Linked DNA regions of Homo sapiens: region 1 is linked to region 2. A link is a contact called in ENCODE Hi-C or POLR2A ChIA-PET data. All regions are on one chromosome and are shown on one strand. The core of a region is the stretch at or near the end of the contact, and the rest is flanking DNA. Distances in the headings are between cores, read along the strand shown. Region 1 overlaps RBMS3 (RNA binding motif single stranded interacting protein 3). Region 2 holds the start of AZI2 (5-azacytidine induced 2).

Region 1 (6,731 bases), core at 1,038-3,537, 1.3 Mb after region 2:
CATTCAGCTCCCACTTGTAAGTGAGAACACACAGTGTTTGGTTTTCTGTTCCCGCGTTAGTTTGCTGAGGATAATGGCTTTCAACCCCATCCATGTCCCTGCAAAGGACATGATCTTCTTCCTTTTTATGGTTGCATAGTATTCCATGGTGTATATGTACCACATTTTCTTTATCCAGTCTATCATTGATGGGCATTTGGGTTGATTCCATGTCTTTGCTGTTGAGAATAGTGCTGCAATGAACACATGCATGCATGTATCTTTATAATAAAATGATTTATATTTCTTTGGGTATATACCCAGTAATGAAATTGCTGGGCAAATGGTACTTCTGCCTCTAGGTCTTTGAGGAACCACCATACTGTCTTCCACAATGGTTGAACTAAAATTTGCACTTCCACCAACAATTTAAAAGCATTCCTTTTTATCTACAACCTCACCAGCATCTGTCATTTTTTGACTTGTTAATAACAGCCATTCTGACTGGTGTGAGATAGCATCTCAATGGATCCACAACTTTCTTTGTGCTCACCAATCTTACGAAAGGATGGCTTGATGCAGGAAGGCAATTAGATGTTTGTTTGTTTGTTTGTTTTGAGTCGGAGTCTCGCTCTGATGCCAGGCTGGAGCGCAATGGTGCCATCTTGGCTCACTGTAACCTCCTACTCCCTGGTTCAAGTGGTTCTCTTGCCTCAGCCTCCTGAGTAGCTGGGATTACAGGCACACGCCACCATGTCCAGGTAATTTTTTGTTTGTTTGTTTGTTTTAGTAGAGACGGGTTTCACCATGTTGGCCAGGATGGTCTCCGTCTCCTGACCTCATGATCCGCCGGCCTTGGCCTCCCAAAGTGCGGGGATGACAGGCATGAACCACCATGCCCGGCTAGATGCTAGTTTTTAAACAAGCTCTGATTCATTGATAATGATTTTTGGCTGCTTGGGGTGCTGTGTTAGGAAGGATCCTGTCTATACTTAGTGGAAGAGTACCAAGATTTCTTACAGTTTTTGCCACAGGCAGGAGTTGAAACTGGAAAGCAAGGGAGTGGGTGGCATTCCTTTCCCATTGTAGGTTTGGGGAGCGAACTGCTGCACCTGGCAACTGAAAGGGCCAGAAGGGCACAGAGTACCACTCTATAACATTTCTATTCTGGTTCATTTTTGTGTCCTATTAAAACAGCTAATGTTTCTCTGCAACAGTGCTATTCACAAAAAGGCTGTCCAAGTAGGGTTTGGATACACAAAGTAGGAAAGAGAGAGAGAGAAGGAGATAGATTGGCAGAAACTAGCATATTCTATCATTCTAAGAATGCAAACGTGTCACCATTTGCCTTAAAGCTGATATACTCTAGGAATTACTCTTCCTATGCAAAGTGTACAATTCTAAGTGTTTAAGTATTTGGATCACTGTTACTGTGGGATAATAATGTCCAGTTCAACTTCACTGCTTTTCTCAGAGAGGCAAATAGATACTGGGTCAGTCAAGATTATTCTTAGTGTGTCGGGGGCAGAATGGTGGGGTGAAAAATCAAGCTTTGCTTTCATTTTTTACTACCCGGCTTCCTACATAACACTTCAGCAGATGTCAAGACCATTTGTTTGGTTCCTCATAGCCTCCATGTGATCTTTCTCTTCACTGCAGTGTTCCCCAGGTGTGAGTTGCTTTGCTCAAGATCATTTTCAATGACTCAATTTTCAAAGCAAATGTACACACAAGACAGTAGTATTTTCAAAAACACAGGTTATCACATTTTCCAAGGGGGATAGACAAGAGAAGGGAGGATGCCGAGAATAGAGTGTGAGTTTATTTCACATAGCAGGTCTCATAAAGATTGCATCCATAAATGTGCTGCCAAATTGAACAATAGCAGTGGGGAATAAAGGGGAGGAGGGAAGAGAGGACTCAGATGAAGGCAAAGAGAAAAAACAACTTTAGGAAAGTGTGAAGTTTAAGGAGACATGCCTATAACACTGGCTTTCTACCCAGTCTCATGCTAACTCCTGGCTAGAAATATATAGGGACACAGACACACACACACACAAACACACCACCTCCTTGAAGGAAGAAACATTTTATTTAATCAGGATTGCTAAGGAATGTTGCTGCTGATAAGGCGACAGAAAATATTTCTGGGAGTGCATTTTCGGAACTTGGGAACAGAGACAGTCTGTCTGAACCCAGCTCAACTTTTCTTTCTTATCACTTTTTAAAAGCATGTTATCTTTAAGAGCCAAATTAACTTTTCATGATATGGTTTCTCAGCAGCTGACACTTGGGCATTACAGGGCTGGACAGGAATGACTAAGCAGTTTTGTAAAATGACTATCCCCAGAGCTGCTGGCTTGCTGGTTTTGGTGTCAATCATATATTTAGGATCTTTTTTCCTGTCTAGATTTATGTAGCTCTTTAAGAATAGAATTGCTTGGTCCAGGAAAGGTGTGACTAGTATAATAAACAAAAGAAGCCACAGAGGATATTCTTGTGAGAAACCAATTAATTATTCACACCAATATGTTATAAGTACAGTTCATTTTCTCTTTTGACTATTGCATTACAAAGAATTTTCTCAATGCATTCAGGAGATATAATTAATAATACCCTAAACAGTAATTTTAATAGTTATGGTGTTGTACTGGGAGGCCTATCAACTAAAATTCAAAAATAAAATAAACACAGTCCCTACTTTTAGGAAGACAAGAGTCACTGTATTTAAATTTTTACTTTTGATGTCTTTATTATTTGTGGACACTCTGAAAAACATAAAATGTCATATTATAACAGACTTTAATGTTTTAAAATAAGTGGGATTTTCAAAAACACACAGTTCTGGAAAGGTGTATTTCTTTATGTACCTATCTATATGATAAGAAGTTTTACCACATGGCTGTATCATTTATGGAATCAATTAAAACCAACTGTGGTGGTAAAAAAATAACCTCTAGTGGACTTATTCAACTGTATATGGAATTTTATTTAGGGAGTTATGGAATGAATAGTTTTTTTCCCTGAAAGCATTGTTTTGTTAGTTTTCTGATTGTTTGATAGATAGACATAAAAATTTTCCTTATAAGTCCTTGGATATAATTTTACTTTTCACATATGATTGATCCCTTCTATTTATTTTGCCATCAGAAACCAATTTTTTAACATTGCATATTATCCAGAATTTGAATGTCACAAAATTCAAACAGGTAAAATGTAAGGTTTGTTATGTACACACACACACACACACACACACACACACACACACAGACACATACACTGAGCTAAAGAGGATGGTCTTTGTGTACAGAAAAGGATAACATTTTTTCCCTTTAGTATGTTTATTGATGAACACAAACAGAATTCTGTTTGGTTTATGTTGCATGTTTTATTGTTTCTTTTTTTAGATTTTAATTTTCCTGTTACTATGTGTGTATGTGTGTAAGTATAAGTTTTATATTTTTCAGGGGTAAAACAGTTTCCGGTAAACAATTTTTTTGTTTTGCTTTGTTTTGTTTTGTTTTGTTTTGAGACGGAGTCTTGCTCTGTCACCCAGGCGGGAGTGCAGTGGCGCGATCTCGGCTCACTGCAAGCTCCGCCTCCCGGGTTCACACCATTCTCCTGCCTCAGCCTCCCGAGTAGCTGGGACTACAGGCGCCCGCCACCACGCCCAGCTAATTTTTTTTTGTATTTTTAGTAGAGATGGGGTTTCACCATGTTAGCCAGGATGGTCTCCATCTCCTGACCTCGTGATCCGCCCGCCTCGACCTCCCAAAGTGCTGGCATTACAGGCGCGAGCTGCAGCGCCCAGCCCGGTAAACATTTTTTTTATAGAGGGAGTTTTAATACGTTCTGTATTAGTTTCTCTGTTTTTTCATTTGTATATTTGATGTGATACTCAAGTTGCTATTTAAGCTCTATTCTACCTTTTTTTGTCCCATGGGAGTCCATTCCATCCTCTAAAAAAGGGAAGAACATCAGTTCTTTAGCCATTACTTGGTGCAAAACAAGTTCCGGTTTCCTCCTTCCCTCAGGTGTGGATAAGAGCAGAAAAGTAGATACACAAAGAGGTATATACTTATTAGAAAGAAATCACTTGCTTAAACAATAGGCAGGAACTGTGCGACTCGACCTGGAACAAATAGGCATAAATAAGCAGGAAAATGTAATATTTGTTTGAGAGCTTGAAATGCAGTCTTTTAGGACATATCTAGGACATCCCTGCATCATCACTTTGGTAAGAACTTCAGTACCTTGCCTGCCAGTCATTTATATGCACGTTCCGTCACAGTTAGTCCCACCTCTCCCCACACCTTCTGCACCACTGCTGCCACCACCATCACTGTGCCTGGCAGCTGGGTGAATCAGGAAGACTTCTAACGTTAGTTTTCCCATATTTACCAACAAGTCTTCCAAAGTGGGCCCAAATTAAAGTTGTGTAACAACATCGCTTTCCCTCTCTGGATCTTCATTACTGGAGATGGAGGCAAGCACTTTACTATGGTAAGCACTTTTGACCTTAGACAGGTGGCCTAAAAGGTGGGTACCAACTAGCCTTTAGGACATATTCAGGAGGGCTTCTATACCAAGACTCTCTGGCCAACGTAGGCTAACAGTTCTTTTCCCTTGAGTTTTCATTTGCTTCATCTTAACCATATCTCTATTACTCTAATCAGTACATTCTAATAAAATTACTTGTATGTCTCTCAGTAAAAATATGGTCTTCTTGAGTCCCCCCATTTCAAAATTATTTTATTAGATCTTTTTAGGCTTACTGTGTCTCTGAAGGGCTTGGTGTATATTCATTGTTTGATAGCATATCATGGACAGTTCTGATATTTTAAACAAAAAATAGGCCGGGCATGGTGGCTCATGCCTGTAATTCCAACATTTTGGGGAAGATGAAATAGGAGAATTGCTTGAGGCCAGGAGTTTAAGACCAGCCTGGGTATCATAAGAGACCCCATCTCTGTAAAAAATAAAATTAAAAAGCCAGATGTGATTGCATGCCCCACTAGTCCCAGCTACTAGAGACGCTGAAGCCAGAGGGTTGCTTGAGTGCAGGAGTTCTAAATTACAGTGGGCTGTGATCACACTCTATCCTGGACCACACAGAAAAACCCTGTCTGTAAAAAAAATTCAAAAACAAATAATTACAAAGAATAGGAAATTAATTAAATATAAGAACCAATGATTGCTTACATTTTCATACGTCTTTCCTTATTTTCCTTTATCTTGGTACATATAAACTCTAAAATAATAGGATATAACTTAACAAATGTTTATTGTTTATTTTTTTCTTCAATTTCTATGTGTAACAAAACCTTAGGATTGTCAGAAATAAAGTCATTATTTTGTTTAAGGAGGAGGGTCCTGCTAGCCTTAGTAAACATAGCCCTTATCTTTCTTCTCTAAGATAAAATGGCAGGTACTGGCTAGATGCTGCACTCTACAAGTATATCATCAGTTTTGTTTTGCTTTCAGACTAGTACTAGGAAAGAATGAGGTCATGCATTTTGAAAGTGGGTTTTTGTGGGTTTTCTTTATGTGTGGTTTCTTTTTGAGTCAGATAAGTTTTTTTCCTTCCTTTTCAGGTCACACTTATACTTTTATGCAAAATATTCTAAGTTGTGTCAACTGAGGACATGGCTACAGATAATAGAAGTGATTTTAAAAGCCACTTAACATAAAAGGATTGTTCCAATTTCCCAGAACAGCCAGGTTTCTGTTTAATCCAACCCCTTTAGAATATAGCTTATATCTCTGATGTTCAAAGCCATGTGTTCGTCTTGAAATAATCAAAACAATAGAATCCTCAAAGAATCCAGTGCATAGGCAACATGTATTATGTTATTTAGTTAGTTTTGACAAGGTTATCTAGGCAGTTAAACATTATTATCTACAGGATTTCTTTTTCCTTCAACATGAAGACATTAAGTTCAGATTTGTAGAGCAGAGAATATCTGTTTCATATTTGACACAAGCTATCTCAATTTAATCCCCATTTTCCTTCATTAGACAAGCGAAGCTAATTATTTTGAGAAATGAATGATAAATAACTACTGATAATTAGACACAAAGGTTTTCGGGGTATGCTGTGTTGGTTCATATAGGGAATGTTCATAAAACATTATAACAGCAAAAACATTAATTTGAAGAAAAAATTTGGACCCTTCAAATTTTGCTTTCCTGTTTTCCCATTTCCATATGCTGAGAAGATACCAATATTTTCACAATTGTGACTTGCTAGACATAAGTTACGAGGGATAATAAAATAATATCCTACCTATTAGTTGTAGCAACTAGCTTCAAGGGGATTATTAGACCCATGAACTGAAGTCAAGTAGTATAGAATGATAATTACATTTATTACAGTATGCCCAGATTATAGATATTTTGATATGTCTTGCCACAAAGGACACCAGAGTCATATTATGTTTCAGTGGTACTAGAGGAAGCTGCACGAATAATTACCGTTAGTTTCATGGAACATCTAAACTGATATTATTTTCACCCAGCTCTACTCCAATTGCAAATTGCTTTTCCCAAAGCAAGAGCTAGCTTTCTCATCTTTCTGCTTGATGAAGGTAAGTTATTCAGCCCTGATTTGCCTTTTCTTCTCTTCTCTTACCTCCTGTTATTCTTAGCCAGTACCACATCCTGAAACAATGACCAATCTTCCAATGCTTTTATGTGCATTGATTTCCTATCCCCATTTTCTTGAGGGTAGAGAGATTATTTGCCTTTGCAGT
Region 2 (6,914 bases), core at 3,300-5,799:
CAAGCATGAGAATATTAATACTTATCATATTAGTCTGTACAAACCAGACTTCTGGAGAGTAAAAGCTACAGGTCCAGGGAAAATGAGATCATAGAAAGGAAACAATACAAGGCAGATATCCCATTATATTTATTAATATAATGAAAGGAAAACTGTTAGCAAAGTAAAAAGTAGGCTATGTGTTGCCTTTGGTGTTATTGCTACGCAAGCATCCTTTATAAAATGTATTTCTACAGAGAAGTAAAGGGAGCTGTGGTAATCAGTCTCATAATAAAGATTCAGTTTTAAACACTTTTGTTGCAATGAAATGGCTGTGTGTGTGTATCCAAATCAGCTGGCCCATGAAGTCTGATTTTCTAGATAAATGGTAAAAGTGTAACTGGCTATTATTCTATTTGACAAACTAGACCAAGCTAGTTATATCATTTAACATTTGAAGAAACTTAACATTATACTGAGTCTTATTTATCATAATTTAAATGCTCTTAAAATAATAAATCTTTGTTAGCATTAATCTTTAAAAAATAAGTGCCATGAGCAGAATATTGTTATCAAAAATTAAAATTACCAAAGACTAGATAGTATTTTAAATAGTCTAGCAGAAACTGAACTTTCAAAACTTAACAAACATCAAAACACTGTCCAAAGACAAGCTTAAGTGGACTTCTCTCAGTGATGAAAATCAGTAATAAATGTATTCCACAGGGACATTCCATAAATAAATTTTGCTTTTCCAAGGGCATTCTAAGAAGCTGGAGATGACTGAGGGCAGTGTTTGACAAAGGTGTGGACCACTGCCTTAGAATTCCTCTGCATTCTGTTAAAAAATACTGATTCCTAGCTTCCACTGCAGATCTATGCAAATCAGAATATCTGGGGTGAAAAACTGCAAAGTGCACTCTGAATAAGCACCCAGGTGATTTTAAGTCATATTCCAATTTGAGAACCACTCATCAGAAAGAACAAAGCCAAGCAGTTACCACGTAATTTACAGAATTCCAATTCTTAGTATCCTTGAACATTTGTGGGCACAGTTAGTTCTATGTTATGAATTAGTAAACACCCTTTAGATTTTATTTTTAATATTATAGAAAGTAATTTCACATTCATCATCTCATCACAATATAGTGGGGTGTTAAATAAAGCACATTTATAGGCAAATGTATCTATATGTACTCATGCAAACATTTTATATATTTGGCAATTAAATTTTGTTTCTCCTTAGAGGTTTACTTAAATATAAAAAGCGAATTAGAAAAGATTGAGGTAAACACTATTGACAATTATTTTTGAGAACAATGAAATTTCCAAGAATGATAAAAAAGAAAGGGCACAATTTGTCAGATAAAGTAGGTAGAAATAAGAACAGTACTACCTGAAGCTTGGGGAGAAACACAGGAAAAAAAAGATTCAAACATTATTTATTAGAATTATTTTAGAAGATCTTAAATTTCAGTCTTCATCATGGCAATCAACACCAAGAGAACTCTCAGTTGTTCATATGCTACGTATGTCAAAGTTTGGGATACTAGAAAACATATCTGCTGATATCAGACTGGTCTTTTTTCTAGGAATAAATATGATTATCCTGTCATATTTCATCATCTTTATATCTGCCATTTTCATATTTCATCATCTTTATATCTGCCATTTATTGATCACTTACCATATGCCAGTCACTAGTGCTTTCACATGCATTTTTCTACCACTTAGCTAAGTACTGTTATGAAGAAAGTCTTAGAAAAGTTAAATACCTTACCTATAGCTACACAGCTAATCAGTGGCAAAGGTGAGATGTGAACCTAAGTAAGCTGTCAGAAGTCTATGGTCTTAATACAACATTCAAAGAGGCAATACAAAAGGGATTCTGGTTATCCTAAGAATATGGACAAGGCATAACTATGTCAAAAAGAACACTTTCCCAGGATTCAGAAACACAGATTCTAGTCTAGGATTTGCAACCCTGATTATAGTTTAGTTCGCTTTACCTCTCTAGATCAAAATTTTCCCACCTATACAGAATGATAGGGTTAGACTACATCACTAAGATGCCACCTTACTAAACTGTGAAGGCAAAAGTTTAATACAAATACAGAACAATGGCAACCTAAACAGAGAGAAGGGAATTCACATTTATGCCAGGAACTGCATAAAAGGTATGGTACACACATTATCTCAAGTCCACACCAAACTTGGCAAGAAAGGTATTAGCACCATGATAAATGGGGAAATTGAGGCTCAAAGAGGTGAGGTAAATTCACCTCACCACAGCAGTATGTGACAAAACTGAAGTTTGAATCAAGGCCTATATGGTAGGCTCTTTATTCCATATTGCCTCCTGAAGTAAATCATATTTAGAATTTTCACCACCTTTCTACCTCTGAAAAGTTAGGATATTCCCGAACCTATTTCGTACAATCAGTCAAAATACTATGGAGCAAGGATTAAGTCTTACGAAGACGAACAGACCAATGCTTATTCCCCTTTCTCAATTTGTAAAATAGCCTAACTAGTTTATAAAGAAGGGTCATCAAGTACCTCTTTTCAAAACATCATCTCTTAATCTGTGTACATTAGCAATAAAAAGCCCTGTAATTCAATAAATGTCCAAAAATGTACTCAACATTAGATATACAATATGAAGAAAAACTCCAGTTCCATTTTTATGACTCTTGAGTTATCCAACAAACTGCGTTAGTCCAGAAATCAGTTTGTATTGCACAGATCAAGACTCTTCCAGAGTTAGCATAGGTATGAAGAGCAGTCTACTTCTTTTCATCCCTTTCATACAGTAATACCTCTAATGCAACTAAGCATCTACTATACATTCAATGTTACTGGTGTTATTGAAAATTATTTTCTAACAGTGATAAGGCAACTATACTTGCACTCTGAATATAAGTGCCATAAAAAAGAAAAAGATTGGTTCTATTACTTCATGGATTATAAAAAAAACTTCAGCATTTTACTTAATAATAATGACAAGGTTCTGCATTGGTAATTAATAGTAGCCAAGCGTTTATGGTATACCAAGCAGTGTGCTTCACCTTTTGGAGAAACTATCTCATTTGTTCTTCATAAGCATTCAGTAAATCTATGTAATACCTCTGAGGTTGTAAAGAATCTCCTCAGATTACAGGTGGAGAAATTGAGACATGAAAACATTAGAAAGTAGGGGAGCCAGAAATGAAAATCAGGCAGCTGACTCCAGAGCCAGCATAACTCTTAGAAACTATGCTTTGGTGCCTTAGAGTATGTATTACACCCATTTCAGAGATAAGGAAAATGAAGAAAAAGTTTAGCCTCTTACCCATTGTCAAGTAAATGGAAAAATCAGCATTCAGATACTGGTGTTCTGACCTAATCCAGTGTCATTTCCCATTATGTTATGCTGTCTCTTTAATATTAAAACCTTCTACTTGCGTAAGATGTCTGGCTTACAAACAATATCACATTAAAATTTGGAAATATCCTGTAAAGGATGCACTGTTCTCAATTTACAGATGATGAAATGATCACAAGATTGGGCAATGAGATATGGCGTTTTTAGAGAAATGAAATTCTGCCTTGAGATCTTGCTCAATCCAATTTGAAATTCCAATCTAAAAACCAAAATGTCTTCTACACATAAGGCGCAAGGGTCAATTTTAATTCTGGTACGTCTGTCTTTGATCACCTTAGCAAATTTCCATCACCTCTTGGAGCAACTGATGGTTTGATTTGTACTAGAGTTTTCGTGGGTATTTTATCTCGCTTTCGAGTATTGGGGTTTCTTTTGTGTAGAGGGTGTCAGCCTACCTTGCACGTAGTAGTAGTTACTCAACAAACAGCCGAAGGCTGGAATGAATACCGTATACAGGTTAGACATTGGAGAAACGACGAATACCTGTTAGCCCTCGATCAAGTGCAGGGGGTCGATATTCACCACTCAGATGCCCCAGGGAGTACCGTCCTAGCCAATGTCCCTCTTTTCTTTCCGATAATTTGTATCGGAAAGAAGCATTTAGCAGTCTCAATGAATGAAAAAAAACTGAAGGCGCCCCAGTAAGAGTACGAAAAGAAAAGGAGTAATTAGAGAAGTGAATGACCAAGAAGGGCCTGGACAGCTGGGGGTGAGGGTGACAGGGGAAAGGGTGTGGACAGCTGGGTGTGGGGGTGACTGGGGAAAGGGATGCCCAGGAGTGGGCCGCTCCCTAGTCAAAGGAGGGGGCGCGGGAGGGAGTGAGAAAAAAATGACGTGTCTTTTTGGACCGGCAACAGCTACGGAGGTTGGCCGCGGCATTGCCCGCATCCCTATCCTCCACCCGTCCCTGGCGAGTCACTCACCCAGAAGCCAGGCTACGTAGGGCCGCCCCCAAGGCCGCCGAGTTTCGATTCCTTAGTGTTTGGAAACGGACCGAAAACAAACCGGGTCGCCAGGGGTCACCACGGGCTTCCGGTTTCTTCGAAGACACCGCCGCTTCCACAGCGAAGGGAGCTGCTCCGGGCACGTCGCGGAGGGAGTCCCATTTCTTCTGACTCGGCAGGAGCCCGGGACGTTCTGGAAGGAGGGACGAGCCGAGGCAGGAGGGGCCGGGCCGACGCGAGAGAAGGCCCGTTACCCAGCAATACGCGCGCGAGACCCAGGCCCGCCGTCGGGACCAGCACGGGCCGGAGGGAGGGGAAGCACTCCGGAAAGTGATTGGAAGTGTGGATGAGCTCTCAGCCGGAAAAGGGGCTGCCGCTGTCCGCGGGCTCGGCGCCAGGGACGCGCGAGGAAACCGGAAGTCAGGCCCGAGGGAGCTGGGAGGGCGTTAGCGAAGCCAGGTTCGGTCGTGGGGGTGGGGAAGTGCAGGAGTGGCGCGCGGCGTACTACATGTCCCGTGAGCCTCCGCGGCGGGACGGGGCGGGGCCGCGGGACGCCAGGAGGCGGAGGCGGAGTGGAGTTAGGTAAGAGCGTTACCAGCCGTCTTGTCTGTTGGGCCGAGGTCCCCCTTCAGGGGCGCCCTCTGGTGCGTCTTTTTCACTCAGTGTCCTTTTGGGGGGTCCCCGGGCCGTGTGGTGCGTGCTGGCTCGGCTCAGTAGCGCTGTTACAGGCTTACGAGCTGACGTGGCTGGGAACTGGGAAGTCTGTTAGAAGCCGTTCCTCTGTAGCCTCTGTTTTCTAAACTACTTGCAAGCCCTCAGGCGATCACTTGAGGCACAAGCTCGACGAATTGCGTAGGGGTCTGTAATTATTCACAAACGACACCACGACTTCTAGCACACTGCTCAATTTATGGAATGAGAGACAGGGAGAAGATGCCAGAGTACTGGAGTTGCGCCCGGCTTCCCTGGAGTTGCCACCACCTTGGTTATTTCTAGATGATAGACCGTCCCTAGCTGTGGAGTCACAAGTAGTTGAATTAATTAGTCATTGAAGGTCGCAGCCAGGTGGAACCCCTGTAACTCTAAGGTATTATTGGTTAAATAAACAAATAAACAAGGAACAATAATTATAGAAAATTTAACGTCACTAACCGCCGATTAGCAATACGGACATTACTCACCACCCCCTTAAAGTAGTATTTTGTCATCTGTCCGCTTAACTATCAGCCCAACTGTCAGCCCAATAGGATGGATTTCACTCAAGGGTTTATATGAAAATTCGTTTTTATTGTTGTTGGTTTTTTTATTGTCTTTTTTGGTTTAGATTTAAGTGAAAATTTATAGCTGTTAGGAACAAAGACCACAAGTTGAAGTTTTATGACATTTCTAAAAATACTTAGAAATCTGTGTTAATGTTATCGTTGAGAAAGGAAACGATTTGCTTCAATTTACTGGGCTGGAGAATGGAAGAGAGCAGTGTTTTTAATATTTTGAGCAAGTATCAGTCCTTAAATTTTTTTATTGCTTCCATGATGCATTTTGAGAATTTTCAATTTAAAACAACCATTAGGTGTATGTTTTTACAAGTAGAGTTTTGAAGAATGCTAGCAAAATTGGTTGAGGCATCACAAGTTATTAGAAATAAAGTGGTAACCTGGTTTTTAATTTGAAGGTGTAGAAATATTTTTGAATCTTCGTTCACAATTTAAAATAATTTAAGAATTGTTGAAAAGGCAGGGGACATCATTTTTATCTTTTCTTTCTGAGTAAGTAAAGATAAAATGTCATAAATCAGTATTTTGAAGTTTATCTGGTGAGAGAGTCAATTTTTGTTTCACAGTGCACACTACACAGTGGGTTTATTAACATATAATGGGTTTATTAAGAAATGTATTTGCTTAACCAGGATGTACAAATTTTATTATTTTAGTCAAGTAAAACATCTTAGTTTTTCTTTTTGGGTTGTAGAACCCCTGCTAGATTATGACAAAATATAATCCGTATAGTCATTGGATTTAGCTGCAAATGGTCACTTTCCACCCTGTATCTGCTTCAATTAACTTTCTCAAATAAAATAAATTGTTAGAGAAAACTTGTTACACAGTTCATATATAATCATGTATTAAAGGTTTATTATCAGGGAAAGACCTCTGATAAGTTAATTAAAAGATACAGTCTTGATAAGGACATTTTATAGGAAAAGAGAATGGTTAGATAATTGTTAAGCTCTAAGAAAGAAAAGAATTTAGGGGTCCTGAATGATAATCTTAACTGATAGCCAACTAGTTCAGTGAGTGGTTGGTTTTCCAGAGCATCTTGATTCCATTGAAATTTATTGGAACTTTGCTTAGGGATTTTTTTCAGGAATTTTCATATTTTCCCAAGAGGGAGTTGTGAATTACATCATCTAAAAAGCTGTGTCCAAGGCCAAGTTTGGGACAGTTTCTTTTCTTTTAAACCATTACATTTTTTGTAGCTACAAATTTAATCTGAAATTTTCAAAACAAGTCACTGCTTTAAAAATATATATATATTTTTTAGAATGGCTGTTTTGGACTGAATTGAAC

Evidence for each region. A loop is a pair of places that touch in the nucleus more often than their neighbours do. ChIA-PET counts read pairs that join two places held with the same protein, here RNA polymerase II (POLR2A). Pooled maps may share reads with other maps.
Region 1: a loop to region 2 is called in a map with no recorded cell type, with 7 times the contacts of the local background. The contact joins the enhancer-like site here to the promoter of AZI2 in region 2. A Hi-C loop is called at or near these places in 4 of 37 single-sample maps with no recorded cell type and 7 of 50 pooled maps. POLR2A ChIA-PET finds 5 or more read pairs at or near these places in 1 of 52 experiments (MCF 10A).

Annotation. Positions count from the first base shown.
Region 1 is chr3:29,681,569-29,688,299 of GRCh38, forward strand. The region is part of intron 4 of RBMS3 (RNA binding motif single stranded interacting protein 3); the gene reads left to right. Among named protein-coding and RNA genes, the nearest start is that of RBMS3-AS2, 42 kb to the left of the region's middle. Within about 2 kb of position 2,288, at least 3 of the 41 ENCODE cell types and tissues checked have a DNase peak (open chromatin) inside an H3K27ac peak, as active enhancers do.
Region 2 is chr3:28,344,275-28,351,188 of GRCh38, forward strand. It overlaps AZI2 (5-azacytidine induced 2), which reads right to left and starts at 4,550. Exons shown (of 8, transcript NM_022461.5): 1 at 4,327-4,550. It overlaps ZCWPW2 (zinc finger CW-type and PWWP domain containing 2), which reads left to right and starts at 4,447. Exons shown (of 10, transcript NM_001040432.4): 1 at 4,447-4,929. RefSeq lists enhancers at 4,417-4,476, 4,664-5,644, 4,744-5,038, 5,077-5,156.